Regions from separate parts of the Homo sapiens genome. Here region 1 is linked to region 2. A link is an interaction called in ENCODE POLR2A ChIA-PET data of the cell type or tissue named here. Cell type or tissue: K562. All regions are shown on one strand. Links, peaks and the distances in the headings refer to the core of each region. The heading gives the core; the rest is flanking DNA.

Region 1 (7,461 bases), core at 1,166-6,165, 170 kb after region 2:
AGTCTCCTATTTTAACCTAGAATTCATTGGGATTTTGCATTTTCCTCCATAATATGTTCTTAAGTTTGTATCTAAAAATAATAATTTACATAACTTATCATTGAGGACAATGGATGTTCCTGTATTAAACACCATGCTTTGCATGTGGCTTGGAGTTCCCACTCCCTCAGCCACATACCCCAGAGTCCCTAAGTCCAGGAGGCAGAGAACCAAGGGGTAGCGGCATTCAAAACACCTTCCCAGGGCAAGTGATTCACTTGTGAACTGCACCTGCTTATGTGTTCCCTGGAAACGGGGGCATCTGCTCTCATGGTTAAGGAACAGGGCAGGGACCCATGGACAGGAGCTGCATTTACTGTCTGGTTGTTGACCCTATTGGGCAGATAAGGAACTGAGAAAGGATTACAAAGCCAGTGCTCCTTCCTGATCGGGCAGGAACTAACCACAGGAGGGGAAGGTGTTCCGAACCCTGCTGTGTGGGGGCAAGCAGCAAATGAGGAAGTGGCAGGAGGCATCTAGATTTCTCTCATCAAGGCCAAAGGCTTCAGGGCCCACTGGGTTCCCCAAAGCTGAGAATCCTGAGGTACTAGCCCAAGGGGGAGACTCTGCCTCTTTCCAGACAGGCTTTACCCTAAGCTTCTCCCACAACCACCTGTGCATCTTGTTTACAGGCAGATTCCACTTCAGTAGCACTGAGGTGGGGCCTGAGAGGCCACATTTCTAGCAGGTGCCCAGGTGGGACCATACTCCTACTGGTCGGGGATCACACTTTGAGGAATACGGGCCTCAGAAGAAGGTGGCAGGGCCGGGTGTAGTGGCTTATACTTGTAATCCCAGCACTTTGGGAGGCAGAAGGGGAAGGATCACTTGAAGCCAGGAGTTCGAGACCAGCCTGGGCAACAAAGTAAGACTCCCATCTCTACAAAAAATTTAAAAAATTAGCTGGGCCTGGTGGTGCACATCTGTAGTCCCAGCTACTTAGGAGGCTGAGGCAGGAGGATTACTTGAGCCCAGGAGGTCAGGGCTGCAGTGAGCTATGAGCATACCACTGCACTCCAGCCCAAGTGACACAGTGGGACTTTGTCTCAAAAAATAAAAATAAAAAAAGCTGGTAGCCAGGTGGTCCACAGGGCGCCCTCCATCCCAATGCCACGACCCTTTTCCCCTGGAGTTCTGACGGTAAGGTGGGCTTCCTTGGGGCTTCACTGGACCTTTGGGGGTCATAAGAACAAGAGCCTCGGCCTGAGGGTTGTCTTTGGGACCATGGTGAAAAGTTCTGCGCAGTGCAGGATTTCCTGTTTCCTGCACCTGGCCTGTGGTTTCTTAATTTCACATTTGTTGCTTCATATTTGGGTTGCTGGGGGCTGTGTTGTGTTATCTTTGTTTTTAAGGTTTCTGGACTTATTCCTAGGCCAAGAATCAGGCAGCCATAGGGCAAAGTAAAAAGTATTTTTAGCCAGAGCCACAGAAGGGATAAAGGGAAGGAAGACTAGAGCTTGGCCACTCTCCGGACAACTCCAGCTGCCCTCGATGGAGCGGTCATCCACAACGAAGTATTACTGAGAAAGTAGATGTGGGGTTTTTTTGTTTTTTGTTTTTTGTTTTTTTGATTTTGAGACAGAATCTTGCTCTGTTGCTCAGGCTGGATCACTCAGGCGATCTCAGCTCACTGCAACCTCTGCTTCCCAGATTCAAGCAATTCTCCTGCCTCAGCCTCCCGAGTAGCTGGGATTACAGGCGCCCACCACCACGCCTGGCTCATTTTTGTATTTTTAGTAGAGACAGGGTTTTACCATGTTGGCCAGGCCGGTCTCGAACTCCTGACCTCAAGTGATCTGCCTGCCTCAGCCTCCCAAAGTGTTGGGATTATAGGCGTGAGCCACCATGCCTGGCCAAAGTAGATGTTTTTAGAGGTTTCGGCTCCTTCAAAATGCAGATTACTGTCATTGTCACTACCTATGCAAAATGTAGCATAGAACTGACTTTGGCTGGGTCCTTTGCCCATACCTAGAATAAGGTGTCTTGGTTCCCACCTGCAGGGAGTTCAGCCAGGTACTGGGAACCACACGGTGGCATGTGGGGCGTCAGCTCCTGCCTGGGAGCTCGTGTTTCCTCATTTCCTGGGATGCTCTAGGAAAAGGCTTCCCAAAATGCCATGATGGGGAGCCCTTCACAAGGTGGGAGGGCACATTACCATTGCCCCTTCAGTGCTTGGGTTGATCTTTTTCTCCCTCTCAGAAGCTCTTGCAACCTTGGTTCAGGATCTGTGGGGGCCTAGACAGAAGGCTATATGGCAGGCTCAGGTCCCCAGAAAAGCCCACATATTGGAATCCTGCATCTCCTCGAAGTAAAATTTCTTGAAGGGTGTTCTTGCTCTTTGGGCTGTGAACAAATGAAGAGCTCGCCAGGGAAAAGACCCACCTCTTCTGGCACTGTCTACCCTGGCGAGGTTGGGGTGTGCAGAATGTAACTGCAGTTATGCCACCAGGGATTCGAGAGGGCTGTGTTAATTGCTGGAGAGGAAGATTCCAGTTACACAGTATCCTTAAAGACGGGAACTTCTTTTTCTTTTTTTTGAGACGGAGTTTTGCTGTTATTGCCCAGGCTGGAGTGCAGTGGTGCAATCTCGGCTCACTGCAGCCTCCACCTCCCGGGTTCAAGCGATTCTCCTGCCTCAGCCTCCCGAGTAGCTGGGATTAGTCATGTGCCACAACGCCCGGCTAATTTTGTATTTTTAGTATAGATGGGGTTTCTCCATGGTGGTCAGGCTAGTCTCGAACTCCCGACCTCAGGTGATCTGCCTGCCTCAGCCTGCCAAAGTGCTGGGATTACAGGCGTTAGCCATTGCGTCTGGCCAAAGACAGGAACGTGTAAGGGGCAGGCAGCTGGCTGGCATGAAAAGCTGAAGGTGGTGAGCAAGATTCATGTAGCTAAAGAGGCCACACAGGTGACTGTGTGGGCCGAGTAATGGGAAGCAAAGGTTTTACAAGATTGCCTGGTCGTCCTTTTCTAAGAACAGAAGTGAGGGCGTGGAGTGGGACCCAGCTCGGGAAGTGGCATGCTGACTCACCTGTGGCTTGTGGTTGGGGACACTGAGTAAGACCTGGTGTTTGGAACCACAGGCTGGGCCTCCTCCCCTGCTGATTGGCCCAGGGGCTTAAGTTCTTCCCAGCTCCTGTCTAGACTGAAACCTCCTGGTGTGGGTCATGCGCCTAAGAGCTGTGGCCTTCCTGGAGCTCAGGCTAGAGAGACACTGGACTTGATCCGAGTCAGCTGACAGACTGGGGTGGGCGGGTGGTGCAATGGAGAGCATTTGGGTTTGGGGGTAGGGAGAGCCAGGCTTGGACCCCTGCTCAGACAGAGTTGGCCTTCACTTCTCTGATCCTCAGGTTTCTTCTATAAACTGGGACTGAAGCCAGCCTCACAAGGTCTTGTGAAAACAAAAGGAAATAACGTATACAAGGGAGCTCTTCCATTCCATTCCGCACAGACTGGGGGGCTCTCTTGGCCTCAGGGAAGGATGCAAGAAATTGTACTGATGTAACAGCAGGATTCATGTGGATCAAGACCTTGGTTTTGCCCCCTTGGGGTCAGGGCAAGGGTGAGACCCCCATGCCCACTGTTGAGTTGTGTGCTTGGATTTGCCAAGCTTGGATTTGCTTGGTATTGCTCTCCGTGCATTCTGTAGAAATAAAGGCAGTGGCTTGTCTTGTCGGTGGTGTGGGGAGCCCCATGCTTGAGACAGACACAGGAGGAGCTGGGCAGAGTTCCTAGGAGGAAATACAGTTAGAGCAGCGCCCACTGTGCCCCATGTCCCTCGGAGTCATGGAGATCAGGCTTCTGTTTCCTCACTCAGCTCAGACACTGGTCATTCAGTCCTCCTGGATCCCCCAGCCTCTTCTGGCACATGGTTCTAGTCATGGAAGGGTTTTCAATAGGTCTGGCCTACTGACCCTGCCCATGGGAGGCCACCCGACCAAGGACCCCTTCCAAGAGCATTGGGAAGGGAGAGGCTGCCCCTCAGTCTGCACCAACCCTGTGGGGGAAGCCTTTTGTTTGGCTGTGATGGGGGTGGGAGTGGGAGGCCCCTGTGACTACCTGGAGCCGATTCCCAGGGGAGCTGTGGCAGGGGCAGAGCCACCGGAGTCTGTCAGTCCCAGAGTCCCCCACAGGTGTGACCCCCTCCCCATGTCTCCATGTGCAGACCCCCGTGTACTGTGACTGTTTTGCAGTGGTGGTTGGTTTGGTTTTAGTTAACACTGCTTCATTTGTTCTGAGCTGTGGTTCAGTTCCATGATCATATCTGTGGGCACCCTCCCAGCTCTGGGATTGGACAGAGTCTCCCTCGAGCTGTGCAGACGCATGAGGTACTCCGGTGGCTAGTCCAGCCTTGGACACTTGGGAGACTGTCCCATGGGCAGCTCAGCTTCTCCCCAGTTGCTGCTAACTGGCCCCACCCCTTTGGTGCCACCTCTTCTGTGCCCTCAAGCCATGAGTTTGCTGGAGTAGGCGAGAAGCTAATCAGCAGCTTCCTCATTGCACATCCTCATTTTCTTAGAGTCAATTTTGTTCTCAGTCTTCTTTTTCCAGAAAAGGAAAATAAGAGATAGTGGTTTGGTTTCTTGAACATCAAATATTCGGAGCTGAACTAACTGAAACCCAACTCAGGGTAGCCTGAACAATGAGGTGTCATCAACTCCCAACAGATGGCTTATTTGGTGCCTCTGGCCTGGTTTCTCTACATTTTGCTACTGTGCATCCTGTTCGTGTCCTCATGCAGTTCTCTCAGGGTGACAATGTAGTCGTGGCAGCATTGGGCTTCTCACTCGCTGGTTGGAGTAAGGGCAGGTGTCTTGCTAGTGGCTCTTCCCTAAGCGTGCGGAAGTATCTTTTCTGTAAGTCCCTGCAAACCTCCCTCACGCCTGCCTAATCCAAATTGGGCCCCTGGCTGGGGGAGGCCCTGCACTGATTGACTTAGCTTGGCTTCCTGAACGCATTGCTGGAACTAGGGGAGACGACTTCCTTTAGACCGATTGTGCCTACCCTAAAGCTTGGAAGCTTGGGGTGGGGTGAGGTTTCCCTGAAGCCCTTGGGTCTGTGGATGGACCCTGAATAAAGAATGGGCTACTTTTAAGGAGGTAAGCGGAGAGGAGGCAGGGAGGCAGCCTGTGGACACAAAGTTGTCACCTGAACTTGTAGTGCCTGAGTTTTGTTGCCTGGGAGTCCCCTCTGCAATGCTGTAGGATTTCCTTCCCACTCCTCCAGCCTCCCACGCAGCTTCTCCAGGTTTTCTGGGAGTCCTGGCCGTCCCACAGGTTGGTCTGCCCTGGCCTCTGTGCTGCAGTCTGCTCAGGCCCCGCTGCTGTTCTCCGTCCACTCTCCCGCTCCTCTGTCAAATACTCTTCTCTTCTGAGGACATGGGGGTGGTCTCAGAGACTAGGGGAGAATGTCCCTCTCCAGTTGGTGCCATGCCTTGCTGTTAGGGCCCCAAGACAGGGCTACTTGTGCCCTTGGCCTCCCAGAGTGCCTGCCTCACTCTTCCAGCCTCTTACTTCCTTCCATGCTCATCCCCTCGTGGGACTGGAGTCAGCCCCTCCCTGCCCCCTCCCCACTGAGAGCCTCCCATTGCACATGGCTCAGGTACGGCCACTCCCCCATGGCCAGTCTTGCCGAACCCAGCTCTGAGCGGGACCCACATGGAGCCACTAGTGGAATGGAGGATGTTAAAGGGAGAATTCCTCTGCTAGGCCTGTGAGGGTTGTCTGCCTGCTGATGGGCTTGTGCCCTCCAGCTGTGTCCATTCCTGCTCTCTCTTTCCTGTTCATTTCCTCCCAGGGCACAGGAAACCCACAGGAATACCAGGAATAGATGCCAGATTTCTCCTTCACCCTGGCTCGTTCTTCCTTCCCACTTTCTTGCCTTTTTTTCTTTCTTTTAAAGTTAACATTTAAAATGTGTAGTAGGCCGGGCGCAGTGGCTCATGCCTGTAATCCCAGCACTTTGGGAGGCCGAGGCGGGTGGATCATTTGAGGTCAGGAGTTCGAGACCAGCCTGGCCAACATAGTGAAACCCCGTGTCTACTAAAAATACAAAAATTAGCCAGGCATGGTGGCGCACACCTGTAGTCCCAGCTACTCAGGAGGCTGAGGCAGGAGAATCGCTTGAACCTAGGAGGCGGAGATTGCTGTGAGCTGAGATCACGCCACTGCACTCCAGCCTGGGCGACAGAGTGAAACTCTGTCTTAAAAAAATAAAAAATAGACCATCCTGGCTAACACGGTGAAACCCTGTCTCTACTAAAAATACAAAAAATTAGCCCGGCGTGGTGGCGGGTGCCTGTAGTCCCAGCTACTCGGGAGGCTGAGGCAGGAGAATGGCGTGAACCTGGGGGGCGGAGCTTGCAGTGAGCCAAGATCACACTACTGCACTCCAGCCTGGGCGACAGAGCGACACTACGTCTCAAAAAATAAAAAAAAAAAATAAATAAAAACTAAAATATGTAGTAATGCTCCCCAACTCCCACTGCTGATTTGAGAAGTAATGTGTTGTTAAAATTTGGAAAATACAAAAAGGTATAAAGAAAAAAAGAAAAGTCTCATGTAGTCCTGCAGCTTGAGAAAAGCACTTTTTACATTTTGATATTTTTCTTTCCCACCTTTCCAAGATGCATTGGTGAATACTTTTGGAAATGTGGTTGGGATATACACAGTTTTAGATCCTGTTGCTTTCACTGAACATTAGATTTGAAATTTTTCCATGCCATTAAATATTATTTTACAATATCATCCTTCAGTTACTGCGTGAATTTTCTGTTATATAGATTTACCAAGATTTAGTTTTTTATTGGTTTAAACAGTGCCGCGGTGAGCATCATGATTATTTTCACAAAATAAATTTTTTTGTTTTGTTTGAGTCAGGGGTCTCACTCTGTTGCCCAGGCTGGAGTGCAGTGGCATGATCATGACCCACTACAGCCTTAAACCCCTGGGCTCAAGTGATCCACCTGCCTCAGTTTCCCGAGTAGCTAGGACCATAGGCATGCGCCACCACCCCTAGTTAATTTTTTTGTAGTTTTTGTAGAGATGGGGGTCTTTCCATGTTGCCCAGGCAGATCTTGAACTTCTGGCCTCAAGTGATCCTCCCACCTCACCCTCCCAAAGTGCTGGGATTACAGGCATAAGCCACCACCCTGGTCCACAAAATAAATTTCTAGAAGTGAAATTGGTTTGCTGATTCATTGCCTAACCTGAGCACTGTCTCTGTTCTCAGGGTACAAGCTTTAAAGTCCCTTTCTCTGCTTAGAGTTCCAATCCCAAGTGAATTCTCCCATCACTCCGTGCCATGGCCCTTGCAGCATTGTGCCATAAGCCGCTCCCAGGCAGCAGGAGGTCGGGAATGCTTAGGGTCCTTGTCACTGCATGTCCAGTATTGCACGGATCACACTGTGCCCTGGTACCCTTG
Region 2 (7,461 bases), core at 971-5,970:
TTGCAACCTGTAGATCCTTGCTATTCCAAGTTTGGCCTTAGGCCAGCAGCATTGCCATCACCTAAGGGCTTGTTAGAAATGCAGAATCAGTGGCCTTACCCCAGAACTTCTGAGTCATCTGCATTTAAACAAGATTCCCCAGGTGATCCACGTGTACATTAAAGTTTGAGACTTACCTTTCTATATCCTTTCAGTGTTAACCTTGCAACAGGCCGGGCTCACGCCTGTAATGCCAGCACTTTGGGAGTCCGAGGTGGCTGGATCACTTGAGGTCAGGAGTTCAAGACTAGCCTGGCCACCATGGTGAAACCACATCTCTACAAAAATACAAAAAATTAGCCAGGCATATAGCGAGTGCCTGTAATCCCAGATACTCCAGAGGCTGAGGCAGGAGAAGCGCTTGAACCTGGGAGGCAGAGGTTGCAGTGAGCTGAGATTGTGCCCTTGCATTCCAGCCTGAGTGACAGAGCAAGACTCCATCTCAAAAAAAAAAACAACAAAACCTCACACAGGTGCTAGCAACCAGCTTTCGATAAATAGTCAACCTTAAAGCTGAGATTTTTCGGTAAAATGAGACTGCCAATACCTCCCTCAAAGGATTAAGAAAATGAAATAATATGTGTAAGTTAGTACCTACCGTATTAGGTATCTAACTGATGTGCAATAAATGTTAGCTGTCATAGTGCTAACAATGCCTGTCTCTAAAGAAACTGTGTGAAAATATCACCAAAAACATAATTATGTGTTTGAATTAAAGATAGTTTAATTCCTTATGATTTAAGTTAAATTGGTATTTTTAATGGAATGTGATTGGATACTAAAGCTAATCTGAAACATTATGAAAAAATTAAACGGTGCAGTTGCATAGATTTTATCTTTTCTTTTTCTTTTTGAGACAAGGTCCTGCTCTGTGCCCAGGCTGGAGTGCAGTGGTACAATCATAGGTTACTGCAGCCTCGACCTCCTGGGCTCAGGTGATCCTTCCACCTCAGCCCTCCAACTAGCTGGGACTACAGGTGTATGCCACTATGCCTAGCTAATTTTTAAATTTTTTGTAGAGATAGGGTCTCCCTGTGTTGCCCAGGTTGGTTTCAAACTCGTGAGCTCAAGCAATCCTTCCTCTTCGGCTTCCCAAAGTGCTGAGATTACAGGCATGAGTCACTTACCTCCGCCTATATCTTTTCAAAATGAAACCTGTACGTATCTCTTAGTTGGGGAGAATGTCTAGTGTGGTTAAACAACTGATTTAAATTATCTTCTTCCTCCTTGTGTGAATTTTTTTTTTAAATGAATAAAGACAGTCTAATGAGACTGTGTTGCCCAGGTTGGTCGCAAACTGGGATTACAGGCGTGAGCCACCGCACCTGATCCACATCCCTTTCTTGAGCCCTTCCCATGCCTAGATGACTTTCTGACAATGTATTTGTATAGGACTTTTTAATAACAAAAGATGGGTAATAGGAATTTTTTTTTTAAGACAGATTTTTGTTCTGTCACTGCAGGCTGGAATGCAGTGGCATGATCATAGCTCACTGTAACCTCGAACTTCTGGGCTCAAGGGAGCCTCCTGCCTCAGCCTCCTGAATAGCCAGGACTACAGGCATGTGCCACTATGCCCTGCTATTTTTTTTTTTATTTTTGTAGAGACGAGGTCTTGCTATGTTGCCTCAAACTAGAGGCTAATCTCGAACTCCTGAGCTCAAGCAATCCTGCTGTTTTGGTCTCCCAAAGTGCTGGGATTACAGGTGTGAGCCACTGCGCCTGGCCTGGAAATGTTTAAATGCAAATTTTAGCTCAGCTGATTTTGATGTCTCTTAATCTCATCGAATCTGGGTTCCTCAGTTGTACAGTATGGGTAGTAATGACTAATTGACCATTTTAGGAATTGTAAGAATTAAGAGGTTAATGTTTGATAGTTGCTTTCTTACGTAACTCAAAAACAAATGTGAGTATTTGCACTTCAGGGGTGGGTAATGGCATCTCTTTTATTTGGTGGAAACCTTGTTAGTTTTTTAAATCTCAAGCCAGTCAGCACAATCCCTGGCTGGTTACTGTTCTCTGGAGGATGTGCAGGGGTGGGGCAGTAATACATTATAGAAATCATATGCAACACAAATATAGCTACATTTACAAAGCTGCAACTTTGAGAAATGACTGGCTGTAGACATAGCACTGAGCTTATCAGCCCCAAATCCCCTCAGTTCTGTTGGAGGGGCTGGTTCAACTGAGGTTCAGCTGGGTTCCTGATTCGTAAGAGCTGGTCAAATGACCAGGCAGACACACAATGACCCTGGTCAAACCGTGAAGGGTTCTGCGTTTTGTTTACTACTGAAGATTCCTTTGTACTTCTGGCTCCCATTTATCCCTGAAGTCATGCATATACAAGCGCATAATGGTAGATGAAGCAGTGGGTTTCTCTATGTTGGATTCTCAGATCCACCATTCTGTGGCTCCTTGTAAAACAGTCCCATTTTCCTTTAGGAAGATTGTTATCTTTAGGAGTTGTCTTCCTGATCAAGGACTTGGAGTCAAATAAATTCTGGCAGAAAAGCAAAGTTATAATTACTCTTAAGTTTTTTTGATGATTAAAAATAGTGAAATTATAATCCACGATCTCAAAAGAAGTTGTTAAATGTAGAGCGTACATGTGTTTTACAAAACCACACAAAGACAGTTCAAGAAAATGATACTACAGACCAATATTCCTTATATGAACACAGACACAGAAATCCTCAACAAAATACCATATAGAAAATAAAACCCAGCATAATGGAGAAAGAATAATACACCAAACCAATTTGATTTATCCCAGGAACAAAAAGGTTGGTGCAGTTTTTGAAAGTAAATGTTATAGGTGTACACCATATTAATAACTTAAAATAACAGGCCAGGCACAGTGGCTTATGTCTGTAGTCCCAGCACTTTGGGAGGCCGAGGCAGGTGGATTGCTTGAGCCCAGGAGTTCAAGACCAGCCTGGGCAACATGGTGAATCCCCTTCTCTACAAAAAATACAAAAATTAGCATGACATGGTTGTGCATGCCTGTAGTCCCAGCTGTAGGCTAAGGTGGGAGAATTGCTTGAGCCCAGGAGGTCAAGGCTGCGGTGAGCCGCGATCGTGCCACTACACTCCAGCCTGGGCAACAGAGTGAGACCGTTTCTCAAAAACAAAACAAAACCCAAAGCCACATGATTCTATCATTTGATGCAGAAAAAAAAAACTTTTGACAAAATTCAGTACTTTTCCATAATAAATGCTGTCAGCAAACTTGGAAGAGAAAGGAACTTCTTCAACCTGAAAAAGGGCATCTACAAAAAATCTACAGCTAACATTATACTGTAATATATAATGTTACAGTGGGGAAAGAATGAATGCTTTCCCCCATGATGGGAAACAGGCAATGATGTTTACTGTTACCACTCATATTCAAGATCATACTGGAAGTCCTAGCCGTTGCAAAAAAATTAATAGGAGACGTACAGATCAGAAATAAATAAAACTGTCCCTATTCGCATATGGCATGATTAGGTAGATAATCACATGGGAATCTATAAAAAACCTCCTAGAACTAATAAGTGAGTTAGCAAGGTTACAGGATATAAGGTCAACACACGATAACCAATAGTATTTTTATATCCTAGCAATAAATCATTGGAAATTAAAACAAAAAAACCAATATCAGTTATAACAGCACTCAAAAGAATGAAATTCTTAGATATAAATCTCACAAAACATGTATAGAATCTGCTCACTGAAAACTACAAAACACTGAAGTAAGAAATCAAAGATGACCAAAATAAGTAGACAGGCATTCTGTGTTCATTAGGATTGGAAAACTCAATATAGTTAAAATATTAGTTCTCCACAAATGATCTATAGGTTTAATACGATCCCAAAATCCTAGCAAGGTTTTTTTGTAGATAGAAGAATGCTGATTCTAAACTTTATATTAGCCAGGCAAAGGGCTAGTGATGGTTTATGGAGGTATGTTCCAGGGAGAGAGAACAATGACATGAAGTCACCCTTGTTTAGGGTAGAATGTGTGTGTGTGTGTGTGTGTGTGTTGAGGGGAGTGTTTCTGAGAGTATGATGGACTTCGTATCTCTTATCGGCCATGAGACTTTTGGCAAGCTACTTGTTCACTCAGGCCACAAGCAGATCTCCTGCAGGTCTCTCACTTGGGGATTGTAAGTTGGGGATAATGGTAGTATTACAGTGCTGGTGAGCCCACCATGCTCCCTAGCTCAGCGTCTCAAGACACCACGTCATCAAAGCCTGTTGGAGGTTGCTATGGTCTGAATGTTGGCATTCCCCCAAAATTCAGATGTTGGAACCTAACACCCAGTGTGATAGTATTAAGAGGTGGAGCCTTTTGGGAAGTAATTAAGTCATGAGGGCTCAGCCCTCATGAATGGGATTAGTGCCCTTTTAAAAGAGTTTGAAGGGAGTGTCCTTGCTCATTCTGCCATGTGAGGACACATAGAAAGTGCCGTCTGTGAAGAATGGGCCCTCACTCAGATACTGAATCTGCTGGCACCTGGATCTTGGAGTTTCCAGCCTCCAGAACTATGAGCAATAAATTTCTATTTATAAATTACCCATTTTGGCCAGGCGCGGTGGCTTACACCTGTAATCCCAGCACTCTGGGAGGCCGAGGCGGGCAGATCACAAGGTCAGGAGATCAAGACCATCCTGGCTAACACGGTGAAACCCGGTCTCAATGAAAAATATAAAAAATTAGCCGGGTGTGGTGGCAGGCGCCTGTAGTCCCAGCTACTCAGGAGGCTGAGGCAGGAGAATAGCGTGAACCCAGGAGGCGGAGCTTGCAGTGAGCCAAGATTGCGCCACTGCACTCCAGCCTGGGCGACAGAGCGAGACTCCGTCTCAAAAAAAAAAAAAAAAAAAAAAATTACCCTTTTTACGGTATTTGGTTATAGCAACCAGAACAGACAACAGACTGATAGTGATACAGAATATCTCTGGAATGATACAAGTTGGGGAGCTGGGTGGCCGAGGGCCAGGGTGTCAGGGAGACATTTTCTGCTGTATAACTGTTTGTACCTTTTGTATTTTATTTTATTTTATTTTATTTTTGAGACGGTCTCGCTATGTTGCCTAGGCTGGCCACAAACTCCTGGGCTCAAGCGATCCTCTTGCCTTCAGCTCCCAAAGTCCAAGGTTTACAGGCATGAGCCACTGCTCCCAGCCCTTGAATTTTGTACCACATGCAAGTACCTTCTATTCAAAAATTACTAAAATAGTAGATGTTACTAGCTTTACCTTAGTATAGCCTTAAAGCTCATATACTGACTGTAATCTTTAACTTTTCATGACTTTCTTTGTAATTTGGAGGCCCTTGGGAAGAATGATTTAGATAATACAGACCACTTGGACAAACTTGAAGCTTAAATTGTTTTAAAATGCACTTTTCTGTAAAAAAAAAAAAAAAAAAAGCATTCTGCACAATAGTGGGTGCTTAATAAATTTGTTGATGCTAATGGAAAACTTCTTCCATTTGAAAGGAATTTACCCTCATTTGTTAGTGAAAATGTTGTAACATTAAAGAAAATTAGAAATTAGAAAAATAATCATCGTATTATGACAGACTCAAATGAAAAGGACTTGGAAATTTTTTCCTTTCCAAAGGCTACATATGATCCCCTGTGGCAAAGTCTGGTGATTATGTTTTCTAGTTTTTTTGCTATTAGGAAGATGCGTCAATAAATGTCCTCATGAGTGTAGCCTGGATTCTTCTTTTGAATTATTATTTTTGGTTAAATTTCAAGGAGTGCTTTTACTACATCAAAGGACAAGACCACCACATTTCTGAACATTTAAAAAAAAAATACAGACTTGGTTGACATTTCCTCCCAAAGCATATCTGAAGGTCTCAGTTTATTCCAGGTTTCTAGTATGCTTACCCACAAGTACAGACAACTGGGAAATGGTGACCTCTGTAAGTCCTAATGGCTCCTCCTGGACCACAGGGCTAAATTAATTCTTTCTCCACAACTTTGGAGGAACTTTTTTTTTTTTTTTTTTTTTGAGACAGAGTCTGACTGTCACCCAGGCTGGAGTGCAGTGGCGCAATCTTGGCTCACTGCAACCTCCACCTCCTGGGTTCAAGCAATTCTCCTGCCTCCGCCTCCTGAGTAGCTGGGATTACAGGCGCCTGGCTAATTTTTGTATTTTTTGTAGAGATAGGGTTTCCCATGTTGGCCAGGCTGGTCTCGAACTCCTGAGCTCAAGTGATGTGCTCATCTTGGCCTCCCAAAGTGCTGGGATTACTGGTGTGAGCCACTGTGCCTGGCTGGAACTTTGTTGTTTTTTTTTTTTTTGGAGACGGAATCTTGCTCTGTCACCAGGCTGGAGTGCAGTGGTGCGATCTCGGCTCACTGCAACCTCCACCTCCTGGATTCAAGGGACTCTCCTGCCTCAGACTCCCCGAGTAGCTGGGACTACAGGCGCGTGCCACCACGCCCAGCTAACTTTTGTATTTTTAGTAGAGACAGGGTTTCACCATGTTGGCCGGGATGGTCTTGATCTCTTGACCTCGTGATCCACCCGCCTTGGCCTCCCAAACTGCTGGGATTACAGGCATGAGCCACCATGCCCGGCTCCAGAACTTTGTTCTTAATTAGAAATCAGGCCAGGCGCAGTGGCTCATGCCTGTAATCCTAGCACTTTGAGAGGCCGAGGTGGACAGATTGCCTGAGCTCAGGAGTTCGAGACCAGCCTGGGTAACGTGGTGAAACAAGATCTCTACTAAAAATACAAAAAATTATCCGGGTGTGGTGGCCTATGCCTGTAGTCCCAGCAACTCAGGAGGCTGAGGCACGAGAATCGCTTGAACCTGGGAGGCGGAGGTTGCAGTGAGCCAAAATTGCACCACTGCACTCCAGCCTGGGCAATAGAGTGAGACCCTACCTCAAAAAACAAACAAAAAAGAAATCAGTAAGAATCTTTCCCAGGTTATGGCACTCCAAAGGATGCTTAGAGGTAAGGACAGGGCTGTGTGTCAGGATGCTTCTCTCTCGGTAGAATGAATGCATACCTGGGTGCCTGGGAGAGAGCTCTTTCCAGCCTAAAGTCGTGCTGTACAGACTTGAGCTGCACCACACGTGTGGCCTACCCCATTAAGGACTGAGGTATGTCTGGAAGCTGGGGTTGATTTTTTTTTTTCTTCCCCCACAGCAGTCTTCCCTGAGCCATTGAAATAGCCTGGAAATACCAGCATGGAGTTTTCAGCCTATAGCTGTTATCACTGACTCTCGCATCCTTGTTTCTGGAAGTAACCCCAAATGCTTTTGCAGGATGACATGGGATTCCTTTGGAAAATAAAGTTACTTATTAGAGAATAGAGCAGAAGGGATCACAGATAATAAATTTTCCCAGACAGTCTCAATTTCCTGTGCTGCCTCATCAGACCATATATAAGTATAATCCTAAATTTTAAATAAT

What was found. Peaks named below come from ENCODE experiments on the same cell type or tissue, not always from the same donor. Only the 100,000 strongest peaks of a DNase experiment are listed, where the experiment ranks them.
Region 1: POLR2A ChIA-PET joins it to region 2 with 6 read pairs; 4 of 35 experiments call an interaction of 5 or more read pairs at or near these places.

What each region holds. Positions count from the first base shown.
Region 1 is chr16:66,517,980-66,525,440 of GRCh38, reverse strand. The region is part of intron 6 of TK2 (thymidine kinase 2); the gene reads left to right. Among named protein-coding and RNA genes, the nearest start is that of TK2, 28 kb to the left of the region's middle. RefSeq lists enhancers at 1,080-1,209, 1,430-1,539, 2,939-3,008, 4,913-5,413. In K562, for the core only: no CTCF peak of the experiment used is centred there; a DNase peak (open chromatin) is centred at 3,140.
Region 2 is chr16:66,685,131-66,692,591 of GRCh38, reverse strand. All of the region lies in intron 1 of CMTM4 (CKLF like MARVEL transmembrane domain containing 4), which reads left to right. Among named protein-coding and RNA genes, the nearest start is that of CMTM4, 7.9 kb to the left of the region's middle. RefSeq lists enhancers at 1-264, 265-944. In K562, for the core only: no CTCF peak of the experiment used is centred there; a DNase peak (open chromatin) is centred at 4,091.